Linked DNA regions of Homo sapiens: region 1 is linked to region 2. A link is a loop called in an ENCODE intact Hi-C map of the cell type or tissue named here. Cell type or tissue: OCI-LY7. All regions are shown on one strand.

Region 1 (2,500 bases), 350 kb before region 2:
GAAATTTCTTCCTAATAACAGGCCTGCTGTGTAAGCAAGTAACAGGTTTATTTCAATGCTAATATTTATTTATTTGTAGATGTTCTTTCTACAAATTAAATTTTTTGGGTTCTATGAGAGTAGTATGCAAATAGTGAAAAACTGAAATAATTATTGGTGATTCGCTTGTGTCCACCTATCCTGAAATGCCTTAACTCCCCTTCCTTACCTTAGTACCAATTGGATTCTTATAGTAACTAACTCTGAGCCAAAAGCTTTGATTTATCAAAGCATCGATGAAAAAAATACTTATCAAGAACATAAATAAGGACTTTGGAGGAGCTCACTAAACACCCAGAAATTTATTACCAAATTCCAAATGGCTAATTTTAAACCAGGATAAAGACCAATGAGTGAAAATAAGATATGCAGTGACATAGTGTATTTTAGTGGGAAGAATAATAAAAAGACCTCTGGATAAGCTATTTTATTAACTTATCTGAATCTCAGTTGTTTTTCACTATAAGAGCAGGGTCATGTCCCAACTTCATTGAGTTGTGAGAATTATTTATTAAATGTGTATAGTTTGTAATGTGTTCAGTAAATACCTGTCTTGTCTGAAAGTGAATAAATTAATACATTCTTAACTTACTTTAAAATGGGAGAAGCCACAGTTTAAAAGGAAAGAGAACGTGACATAGACTTAGTTTGATTTTTAAAAATTTGTAGATTCAGCTACAAATACACAAAAACTGCAACAGAGATAGGATAACTAAAATAATACTGGAATACTTAAATAACACTAGAGTAACTTTATGGTTTTGAAACAGAGGGCATTTAACCATGGACTTAGTTTAGGTGGTGGAATAGTTGAGAGAAGTCAGATGGGATGGTATGTCAACCCAGAAATTAGCAACAGCGGGGGGTGGGGCACCATCTCCCTACAATGGAGGAAGAAAGGGAGAATGGAGAATGGAGTGTTCCTGAAACCCAGGTGATAGGGTCATGAAGGAAATGCAGCTACTGGCCAGAGATTCTACCCAAGGCAGAGGGAGGAGTACCCTCGCTCCTTGCTTCCAACAAAAGGTAGATGACATAGGATCCTGATGAAGAGACCACCAAATTTAGAAGAGCAAAAAGGCAACGAGCATTTCTGAGGGCAAACAGGCCATGAACCAGCATTTTAATTGGTGGAACTAAGAGAAAACTAATGGACCAGCAATTCAGATTTTAGGTAATACTGTATTGATTAATTTCTTCCACTTGTCTTAAGTCCATTCTCAGAGCTTCAGAACCACCAACAACAAAAAGAGAGCTGTCAAAGATGGAGACTTATTCCCTAAACTCCTCTCTAACAAGGCTGTAGTGGGGTAGAGGGTGGCGGGGAGTTTGGGGAAGTATAACTGGTGGCCCAAGTTTGGCAGGCTGAGGAACAGTGATCAGAAATATGGGCCTTGCTCTTCCTGGCCACAGGGTGGTGGTATAAGGTATGAAACCACTATTGTCTTACTTTCACTTTTTTCAAATACTGGTTAATTTTGCCTGTCTTCATCACTGCATGTTTGGTATTTTGGAAGGTAGAAGAGTATGTTTTCCAAAGGTGATCACAATAATCTATATCCCATCCTTTGTGCTCTTATTATGGTGCAATGTTGACACTTGTCCATCAGTAGGTGTACAGGTCTATATTTTCTCTTTGAATCTGGGTAGGTCAGTGGCCATGGAAAAGGTGACACTGTGTGACTTTTGAGATAAAAGGGATGAGGCTTCTGCTTGATTCTCTTAAGGTGGAACCAAGCCACCATGCGCTGAGGAAGCTAAGTATCCACATGAAGAACCCGTGTGCTAGGATTCTGGTCATGACCGCAGCAGAGGTCCTACTGAGAGTCAGCATCAACTAAATGTTAATAACTGAGCCTTCAGATGATGCCAGCCATCAGTTTTCAAGCTGTTTCAGCTAACTCCAACAGGAGCATGGATAACGTGTCCCCACCAAGCCCTGCCCAAATTGCACATTTATGAACAGAATGAATGTCATTGATTTAAGTCACTAGTTTTAGAGTAGCCTGTGACTCAACAATAGATAACCAGAACACAGGAGGGTTAAACTTACAATTTAGTCAACCTTTGCCACACATGACAAGTCACATGCTCATCAGAATAAGAAAAATGTGCTTCTCTAGAGATCCTGGACATACAGTTTTACAGAGTAGCTGGATTTGATTTTGTGTTGCTGGCCTCTGGGGAAGTGTAAGCACATTTTCAGTTATAAGTGGGATAATGGTATTTACTATATTAGGAAGAGGAAATGTGGGAATTGTTTGTGCGTGTCTAAAATGATGCTAAAACTGGATCTTTCCTGTCTCCGTTCTGACAGAGCCATCAGTGATCAATATCAGGATATCTTAATGAGAGCAGATGATCCCAACTTCATGTTCATGCATTCAACATGGAGTGCCTATTACATGACACTTGTTAGTCCATGTGCTGAGGATGGAGCAATAAACAAACCTGTTTAAGC
Region 2 (2,500 bases):
CAGGCGTGAGCCACCGTGCCCAGCCTCTTGTCCATTTTCTTATGCCCTGTGCATACATCTCTCCAAATGACAGCCAGTGTGATATTTTTTTTGAAACATAAAAGAGATCATGTTACTGCCATGCTCAAAATTCTCCAGTTACTTCAGAGCCCACTTAGAACACAAATTTAGCCCTTGGCAGAGCATGTGGGAAACTACCCGATGATCTGGCCAGTCTGCCTCTTGCCTCATCCCCCTAGGCTCCCCAGTACTATGTGGCATTTTTCAGTTTCAGTGGCCTTTCTTTCTCTTCTATTTTAGAGTTGTTCTCTCTGCATATAAAGTTTTTCCCTGTGATCTTCCCATGGCTGTTTGTTAACATTATTCAGAACATAACCTAAATACTACTTTCCAAACAAGTAGAAAATAGTATTTAAACCAATTGACCACCTGGCTGGAGCACCCCACCCCCACTCTACCCCATTCCACTACCAATGATGCATTCTTAACTAAATAACATTCATCAAGACTTAAAGTTGTCTATTTAATGTCATAATTTTAGTTTTCTCACTGGAATATAAGCTCCTAGAGAGAAGGTTCCTTGCTCTATTCCCATCTACTACAATAATGTCCTACCAATAATGAGGGCTCAGTGTATTGATTGACATTGTCATCTGCAGCTAAACAAGAACAAAAATTGATTTGGCTTTCAGTCTTTGAACTTCTTAAACAAAGGCATCTTTAAAACTGGAAATCAGGAAGGAAAGAAAAAGAGAGAAAGAGAAAAAGGGGAAATAATTGAAATCCTTGGTCAATTCTCAGTATCTCTATTCCTGACTTTGAGAGAGCTCAGTCTGGACAAATTAGTCTACAATTATGGGTTGGTTTTCCATTTCTTATTTAACGACATTGGCCCTGCAGCCTCAGCCTGGTGGTTTTCCATAAAAGACTAGATTTTTCTGAAGATTTCTCATATCTAAGCACTTGTCACTTGGGCTTACAAGTTGGATTTTCCTTTAAGAGCCTGAACTAAATGCTTTAAATGGACCCATACAGTAAGTTTAATTAATAATTATGAATAGGAATGAAATGCAGAAGCGCCCTCTGGTGGTTTAATATATAGGAATGCAAAAATAGCAACGTGGAATCAAGATTCTTTTCACAGTGGGGCCAATAGGAGATTATTAAAACGTGCTTCTGCTTCTCCCTGTCTTTCCCTTCCTCTGCCTCTTCCTCCTTATTCTTTTCCTTAATTCAAAATATAATATGAGTTAGAATGGGAAAATTTATGACAATATCTAGCAGAAATCCATGTGGAGAAGCAACTTGTGGAAAACTGAAAGGATCCATGCCTCCAAGTAAACACTTTAAACAGAAGACCTTCTTTACTCTTTGCTAACCATAGCATAAACATACCTCTAATTCTTGCCAAGCAGAGATAGTATGTGTTTCCTCTCTTACTTAACCTTAACATTACTTTATTTGGTTTTCCCCAAGAACTGGGCACCTTGTACAAATTTGGAATTTTCCTTATGGGTAGCTTGTTTAAAGGCAGTGCTTTATGGAGTCTTAATAATTTATAACTTCCTATAAATATTCCTTGTTGCAATACTAGAATGTACTAGTGTTTTAAAAGTGGTATTATGGTTATAACTTTTATATGTTTTCCGTACCTGGCTTATGGAATTATTTGTACCTTGAATGTAGCATATCTACTATTTGGATGGCAGTTGTTTCATAGTTTTAGGGCATAATATTTTGTAATCACTTATTTTTATTTATTTTTTTTTCATTTCTATTGATACAAACGTAGCAACATAGTAAAAGCTCTTCTCCTCCTCCTTTTTTGTGGGGTGGGGACAGTATATTATACGAGTTCTCTTTCTCCTGCATCTGAAAGATTTTCCTTCTGCCATTTACATTTTATATACATTTTATGATTTCATCTATTTGCATGGGTTTAACTATTGGCTCTATGCATGCAATTCTATTCATTAACTTGGTTTTGATCTCCAATCTATTATTTAGAGCTGTCTTTTAGAAATTACCTCACAATTAAAGCTCAAAATGAGAATTAATCTCTCCCTCCAAAAAAAAAACAGGTACACCATAAACTAAATTTGTTCTACCTTCTAACTTCCATATATCAGTGTCTGGCTCTTTAATCATCCCGATTACTAGGTTTAAAACCACCAAGAGCTTTAACTTCTTCATTCTTACCTTATATAGGGAGTCAACCCCTAGTCAAATACCATTCACTGCACTCATAAAGGAACTTTCCCTTTTCCTCTCTGATTTCACTGGTTCTGAGTTTATTCCAATATTCTCTTACCTCACCTATTGGAATAGTCCCTTTGTTGATTGCAATGACTATAGCAGATCTTTCTAAAACAGGGCTTTGATAATTCTGTTCCCTTGCCCATTAGTTATTAATATAGTACAATAGTCTGAAAAATAAAATCCAAATCTAATGTATCTGGGACATTACCTCTGCCCCCATAGTGACCTGGCCCAACTTACT

What was found. A loop is a pair of places that touch in the nucleus more often than their neighbours do. Peaks named below come from ENCODE experiments on the same cell type or tissue, not always from the same donor. Only the 100,000 strongest peaks of a DNase experiment are listed, where the experiment ranks them.
Region 1: it touches region 2 in a loop (9-fold over the local background); 62 of 110 quality-filtered maps call a loop at or near these places.

The regions. Positions count from the first base shown.
Region 1 is chr13:91,373,872-91,376,371 of GRCh38, forward strand. No RefSeq gene overlaps it. Among named protein-coding and RNA genes, the nearest start is that of GPC5, 23 kb to the right of the region's middle. In OCI-LY7, no CTCF peak of the experiment used is centred here; a DNase peak (open chromatin) is centred at 1,430.
Region 2 is chr13:91,721,410-91,723,909 of GRCh38, forward strand. All of the region lies in intron 3 of GPC5 (glypican 5), which reads left to right. Among named protein-coding and RNA genes, the nearest start is that of GPC5, 320 kb to the left of the region's middle. In OCI-LY7, no CTCF peak of the experiment used is centred here; a DNase peak (open chromatin) is centred at 1,082.